Regions from separate parts of the Homo sapiens genome. Here region 1 is linked to region 2. Evidence: chromatin contacts called from ENCODE Hi-C or POLR2A ChIA-PET data. All regions are on one chromosome and are shown on one strand. The core of a region is the stretch at or near the end of the contact, and the rest is flanking DNA. Distances in the headings are between cores, read along the strand shown.

Region 1 (3,631 bases), core at 698-3,197, 110 kb after region 2:
CTTACGGTTTTTCCTCACCGGCTCTTGCCTTTAGCTTCACATTCTAGAAATAAAATCTAAAGGCTTGGAACTATAATGCACATAAATACAGTGCCATGAATCTGAATGTGCTTAATAATTACCAATTAATGATGATGATCTAAACACATGAAAATCTCCAAATGCCTAAGGCACTTGGAGGCAGTTTTGAAAATCTGTGCTTTTTAATAAGACTGAAATTAACTGTAAGAGCTACCCAGAACCAAATTTTAGGTGGCAGTGCCAAAATTTCTCTTTGGAAAATTATTTTAGTGACCAGTCTATATTTAGATGAAGAAAATTTTATTTATTCTACAAATAAAATAGCTTTTATTACTGAAGGATATGAGGGAAAAAATAGAATGAATCTCGTACAATGTAACACTCAGCCTCTCTGGCTTAAATGCTGATACCACATCTTTCATGCTGATATTATCACTAGTGTGCATTTTACTTATGTACCTAAGGGTCAGAAATATCACTGTCAAACACTAATACAATTATAAATTAAATTGTCTTCCCTATGATAATAATGCCAGTAACAGTTTTTACTCTCCAACTTAAATATCCCTTGTCTTTCTTAAAATAATTGTGTACCTTTGCCACTGGAAATTGTCCTTAGTGCTAGACTTGATTGATTCAACTAGATGTCATAAAAAAGGAGGTGGCTATTTTTAGACATCCCATCCCTACCATTTTGTTCCCATTACAGCATCTGTGTCTGACCAGCAGGTGATAAACGAATAGACTGCCTGCCAGAAAGTATTGAACTGAGATCTCTTTGACCTCAAAAAAGATCATGAGCATAAGAGGGTGGTGCATTCGAAAAAATGGCCAGGGAAGATTTTAGAAAACAGAGAGGAACTAGCTTTAAAAATATGCAGAAAACAGAGAAGAACTGGCTTTAAAAATATATCTCCTTGGGATCTTGGACATCTGAAATAAAGTTTTACTGTTCTCTCTACTCTAACTTAAACTTGAAAAGAAAGAGAGAGAAGCAAGGATGCACTATCTAATTAGTGGCACAGCTCTAAAAAAAGAGTGAGATTTGGCATACAAGTTAATGCCAACCATTTAAATAATGTTGCCTCTTTTATAAGCGTATTTCTAAGATGGATTTACCAATGGTGAGAGCCCAGCAAAGGTAAAATTGAATGGTTTCCAAGGAGCTGCTTTTAAACTTGGATGCTGAGAAAATCCAAAATAGTTGTGAATCTTCCATTTTATTTTAATATTTCTTCTGAAGCCACTGATGTTTTGTGTGACTGGAGGAATGACTCTATGTGGCGTCAGCATCAAACAATATTTTCTAGTGTCCAAATGATATTTCTCATGTGCTGAAAAGTCACAACTGTAAAAAAGCAAATCTCTGTCCTGTCAGTGCTTGTGATTTTTGTTGCTATGTGTAACGACATACAGGCAGAATTAGATTTTAAATTAAAACAATAGCTCAAGAGTAAAGAAAGCACAAGAATGAGGAACATTAGGCAAGTTCTAGACGATTGTTAACGCAGGTGAAATAGCACAGGCGGCCTACTGACAATGGTTAAGTAATTTGATGACACTTCACTGAAAAGAATGCAGGCCATTGAGGGAAATTTTGCATCTTAATGTTTTCCCTTCCCTTGAGTGCTGTATGTTTTGGTGTTAAAGATAAGAAAAAGGAAGCATAAAGTGTTTTACATCCTTTTTTTTTTTTTTTTTTTTTCACTAAGAAATGAGCCAAGTGTTTCATCTTTATCCCTTTCCTCATGTGCTTGGCCTAAACGAGCCTCTCCTTCTGTTCACCCTACAGAGCAGGGTGAGGCTAAGGACAGGATTCCTCTCTCCTTACACATCTGAAACCAAGTGTCAACCAGTTCCTTTCTGCATCTATTTATTGCTGGTGATGTCAGAAGTAGAACAAAAGTAGACTTGGTTTCAGATCCAGGCTGCAGATCCATCATGCAGGCCATGATGACCTCAGAGCCACTATGGCAAATTGCAGCCTACCTTTCCCACACTTTGTGATGAAGAATCTTCTCATTTTCCCCTTCATTACTTGGCATTTACCAGTTTTCATATTAGCACCACTCTGTTTAGGACAATCACACTATTGAAAGGGACTCACCCATCACTCCAGAAGAAACTTATTACTTACTAATCAGGAGGGTATAGGAATAATTGAGATGTGGATATACCTTGGGATCTTATTATTTCCATGATGCAATCCATTTAAAAATGTATTCACACTCGAGTTTCTGTTTTAGTTTATTGTTAGTTTGCAAACAGTGAGTTTTATCACAGTTCCTCTCTGCCCAACCCACACACTCAGGATCTTCTTATTGTATTCTCTTCTCAGCAAATTCTATCTTGGGGACCATAAGAAAAAAATTTCCATGTCCCAGTAAAGTAAAATAGCTTCTCTTGATTAAAAAACAGCCTCATACATTTTTCTCAGCCCTCTGCATCTCTTTGTCCATTTGGATGGCATTCACTTTAGCTTTCCTGAAGTATTACAAAGTGAAGATGGGTTCCAAAATATGAACAGGCTCCCTCACCTACCCCTTTCCCACAGACATTCCAAATCAACCGAGCTAGTGCAGTCACCTAAGTGGTTCAGCTGAGGCAGAGGAGAGGTGGTTTCTGCTTTGGTTCTCTTGCCAATGCCTTTGTGCTCTATTTACAGTACTACACAGAAGAAGTGGTTTACGAAGAGGTGCCGGGAGAGGTAAGGCCCAGCCCACAGCTGCATAAACTGCATTCTCATTAAAGCAGGAAGAGCTTTCTCCTTTCTTAGACTCCCAGGGCCACAAAGATGGCAAAAGGGATTATCTGACAGAGGATCACTCACCTACCTGTGCCCAGAAGCTGGTGTGAAAGCACAAACATTACCTGTTTGATGGATTATTTCACCTTTTTTTCCTATTCAAAAAACGCAAGATGGCAGGGGGTGGTTCCCCCTATTTCTTCTGTGTGATATTTTTGTGTAGATGAAGCTAATTAGAATAATGTCAGTGGCTATCACCATTCTCCAACAGCAGCAGGAGGGATGGTGACAACAAGCCAAGGAGCCTTGGCTTTGTGATTGGCATAGGGACAAGCAGTTTTACTGTGTGGAGTTATAACTTGTAGGACACCATCTCTGCCACCAGGGATGGTGTCTCCAGGGCTTCGTCCCTGATGATGCATTGAAATGCTACTCAGATTTTAGCACATTAGCAATTCTAAATAACCTATTACCATAAATATTCCACGTTCAAGCTCTTTTTTTTTTCAAGGTGAAATACCTCTCTCATGCTTTATTTTCTGCATGCAGCTGTTTCTCTTTGAGCATGACAAACAGTGATATGGATGGTTAATCCTGAAGCTTGTTCAGAGAGCCTGTGACTGCATAAAAACTAGTATCTGTAGATGCTGTAATTTGGTTAGTCTCTCACAGTCAACCATGCCTAGGTAATCATGGGCAGAAAACAACCTATTAGCAATGATGTGACAACACTAGAGGGGGTTTTTGTAAATGTACAATTTCCTTACTAGGTTCTCTTTTCATAATTGATGCTAGAATTCTTTGGTACAGATGATATTAGCTGTGAAGGGAAGGATACTGTGAAATGGATTGAAGAGTTGGCTG
Region 2 (4,026 bases), core at 1,527-4,026:
TTTTCTGGTTTCCCTCTGAAGAGTATATGTCTGGGGTATATCCTGTCTGTGTTCCCAGCCACACTGCAATGACAGGGGGGCCACCCTGCTCCTCTGGAACAGAACAACTTCCTGAGTACAGACCAGATGTTGAACAATGGCCTTACTGTCCGAAACGTGGACAGCAGATACTTCTTTTGTGACCCCCTGCTTTCCCTAACTAAACACCCCTTGTTCTTTTTTAACCATTTCACAAAATGATCTTGTGGTAGCAGAAACCACTGCCATGTGGTTTTCTGTTATTAATCCTAAACTTTCTTTCCTTATTGTTTTATCATAAAACAGATAATGTTATTTTCACAAGCATTCTGAAAATTACCTAAGTAAATGTTATTCCCTTCAACATAGTTACCTTAGGAGAAAAAATGTTTATTCCATTGATGTGGTCATTGCCCAAAACATGTCTAGAACTCCCTTCTCAGTGCCACAAACTTGCTTCTCTCATATTCCAAAGTGTGTAGAGTGCAGCTCTATAGGAATACATGGCTAAAGATGTGAATACACGTGGGTTTTTGTCATATTTTACCTGTAACACATTTACACTTACTTCATCTTTTTCTTTCTAAATAATGAAAAATCCGGCTGGGCGCTGTGGCTCATGCCTGTAATCCCAGCACTTTGGGAGCCAAGGCAGGTGGATCACTAGGTCAAGAGTTCAAGACCAGCCTGGCCAAGATGGTGAAACCCCATCTCTTCTAAAAAAAATACAAAAAAATTAGCTGGACGCAGTGGCAGGCGCCTGTAATCCCAGCTACTTGGGAGGCTGAGGCAGGAGAATTGCTTGAACTCAGTGGACAGAGGTTGCATTGAGCCGAGATCGTGCCATTGCATTTCAGCCTGGGCAACAGAATGAGACTCCGTCTTAAAAAAAAAAAAAAAAAAAAAAAAAAAAGATCCAAATATTGAATGAACACTTTCATTTTTATATTAATGTCTACATTCGTTCATGGATAACTGTGTAACTCTTCACTTGACCCTAACTTTAGAAACTGCCCATATAGCACCTCAAATTTGATTTTAGCTAATAGCTATTAAAAATGCTATTATCTGTGTTAAGTGGAATTTTAGGTTTCATTGCCTAAAACCTAAAATGGAAGTAAAGTGGATTTTCTTGTCATCTACAGGAAATGTTTGATGTTATATTGGATGAAAATCAGCTTGAGGATGCATGTGAACATCTAGGGGAGTACCTGGAGGCGTACTGGCGTGCCACCCACACAACCAGTAGCACACCCATGACCCCGCTGCTGGGAAGGAATTTGGGCTCCACGGCACTCTCACCATATCCCACAGCAATTTCTGGGTTACAGGTATTGTCACTTTTTCACTCATGCTTTTTACAACCTTACATGTAAAATTCTATGGGAACTTGATTAGGATGGAGACTGGAGTCATCCTTAATCTGAAGAGGGAACACTATGTGCACATTATATTTAAAAATCTTAAATATTATCTAATTATGATCTATCCTAGAGAAAACTACCCAGAGACTGACAATTTCCTGAGAATTATGCTGTCTGTGAATTTACAGTGGATTTTACTTAGGTAAATTAACTCCTCCTATGTCTAAACTCTGCTGGCAAACGTAATGCCTACTCAATGCACCTGCCCATTACTTTTTTTTAGAGACATAGTCTCACTCTGTTGTTCAGGCTGGAATGCAGTGATATGATCATAGCTCACTACAGCCTCAAATTCCTGGACTCATGGGCTTATGCAGTCCTGCTGCCTCAGCCTCCCAAATAGCTGGGACTACAGGCACATACCACACACATGGATAATTAAAAAAAAAAAATTGTAGAGACAGTGTCAGTGTCTCACTTTGTTGCCCAGGATGATCTCAAACTCCTGGCTTCAAGCAATCTTCCTGCCTTGGCCTCCCAAAATGTTGAAATTACCATCATGAGCCACCACTCCTGGCCCCTCCATTACTTCTTAATGCCACTTCTTAAGGATTACACAATAGCTAAGTAAGATATATAGGTGCAGATAGGCCTTTCAGCTGCCCTTAATTAATCCTGCCGCACCCAGGTTGCTAGGCCTGCTCTCTACCTTGCACAAGACAATGTGGATATAAGTAGAGCTGCTCTGTTCAGAAACAGTAACTGATCCCTGAGTTTTCTTGGGGCTGTGCAGGTGCCCACCTTTGTAAGTGGCTGTGGCACGTGTCCTTTAGGGAAGCTGGTGACGAACACAGGATCAAGAGGTTCTCCCTTCTGCTGTTCTGGTATTGCACTCAGAGGTAGAGATAGGGAACCAGAGACCTTATGGTACAAAATGAGCCTGCCTTTCTACATCAATTATTATTTACCATTCATCAAGTAGCTGCTGGAATGTGGCCAAACCCGCAGCAAACTGAGGAACATGTAGTCAATTGAGCCCTCTTGTATCATGATGAGTTTTGTTTTAATGGATTATAATGATAGTCTTAATTGTCGATCATACAGAGTTAACTCTGAGATAAATGGCACTCTCTGAAATGCTATTATAGCTGTATTACTCTGTTACAAAATTGCATCTTTGTAAGCAGAAAAACTGTCATGCAAATGAATAGCTTTTGAAACTAGAAATGAACATGAAAAATGTACTGTGGTAATGTACAGCACATACGCATGCATTAGGACTATTTCATGCCTTGTTTCACTTCCCATGGGCTGATCTGAGTGTACATTACTATTGACTAGTGTGGATTGGCTCTGAATTGTACATTACAGAATGAGAAATAGATGCATGAAGCAATACACTTCTGTAATGTACGTAGAAATGCAATGTTGCACTTTTATATTGAATACAACAATCTTGACTCATCACTGCTAAGACATCCACCTAGAGTGGTTCTCCCTGTTTCACTAATGAGTTAATGTGTTGCCCTTTATTCTGTGGCCTATTTCTTCTCCCAGTAACAATTGACACTTCATTGTGAGGCACCTGAGGTTAAAGGCACAGTCTGTGACCTGTCAAATGAATTTCCTTCTGCCTGAATCTGAGTGTACTTTAGATGAGATGTGTCTGGGCCCATGGTTTCAGCAGGATCCTGTGCCTTAACTGATGTGACCTACCTAAACCAGTAGACACAAGTAGATAAATGTTTTCTCATAGTGGAGAAAAATGTTGAATAACATTTTCTGAGCCTTCAAATAAGTATCTTAAGATGCTAATTTCAATTAATGGTATTAGAGGAATTTCGTTTATATTGGAAGATTATTTTGCAGGACATTTTAGTTGAGGAAGCAAGATTTATAAATGTATCAATTAGCTGGCTTCATAATTATTGTATACACCCTTGGAAAGATTATTACATTTATGTAGGATGCAGAAACACTTTATTTTATGAACAGCACAAATAATAATTTTATTAAAATGTTTTTAAAAGGTATAAGGAATATTCAGTTAGATCAAGGTGAGGTGTGTTACTTTAGAAGGAGAAAGATTATATCAATTCAAGAGAGAAATAATAAATGCTATTCTGAACTTTATTTCCCAATAGTAAAATAATTTTCATTTTTGCAATAGAAATGGAATTATTAGAACTTCCTAAATATATTAAGTTCCATTTAACAGTTAGCTTTCAATTCTACATTTGTAATAGGAAGCATAGTCATTCAGCACTGTGGAATTAAACTCATAAACTATCAACACTCTGGCATCTTTTCATGTTGTGTCCCAAATAAATAAGACCAGATATTCTAAGCAGATCATTGGTGCATCAGGATGCCTTATTAAGTCAGATATTTAGCATCTTATTGTACAGATCCTATGATTTTACATACATTTACATGTTTAGATGAATGAAGCTGACATTATTTAATCAATGAACTATCTGATATTTTTAGAGTCAGCGAATGAGGCACAGCAACCACTCCACAGAGAACTCTCCAATTGAAAGACGAAGTCTAATGACCTCTGATGAAAATTATCACAATGAAAGGGCTCGGAAGAGTAGGAACCGCTTGTCTTCCAGTTCTCAGCATAGCCGAGATCATTACC

Evidence for each region. A loop is a pair of places that touch in the nucleus more often than their neighbours do. ChIA-PET counts read pairs that join two places held with the same protein, here RNA polymerase II (POLR2A). Pooled maps may share reads with other maps.
Region 1: a loop to region 2 is called in a pooled map, with 2.4 times the contacts of the local background. The contact joins two enhancer-like sites. A Hi-C loop is called at or near these places in 1 of 50 pooled maps. POLR2A ChIA-PET finds 5 or more read pairs at or near these places in 2 of 52 experiments (activated T-cell and activated naive CD8-positive, alpha-beta T cell).

Annotation. Positions count from the first base shown.
Region 1 is chr2:151,728,712-151,732,342 of GRCh38, reverse strand. It overlaps NEB (nebulin), which reads left to right. Exons shown (of 182, transcript NM_001164508.2): 4 at 2,687-2,728. Among named protein-coding and RNA genes, the nearest start is that of NEB, 3.9 kb to the left of the region's middle. Within about 2 kb of position 1,947, at least 2 of the 41 ENCODE cell types and tissues checked have a DNase peak (open chromatin) inside an H3K27ac peak, as active enhancers do.
Region 2 is chr2:151,839,226-151,843,251 of GRCh38, reverse strand. CACNB4 (calcium voltage-gated channel auxiliary subunit beta 4) reads left to right here. Exons shown (of 14, transcript NM_000726.5): 13 at 1,164-1,349; 14 at 3,873-4,026. Among named protein-coding and RNA genes, the nearest start is that of ARL5A, 13 kb to the right of the region's middle. Within about 2 kb of position 2,776, at least 3 of the 41 ENCODE cell types and tissues checked have a DNase peak (open chromatin) inside an H3K27ac peak, as active enhancers do.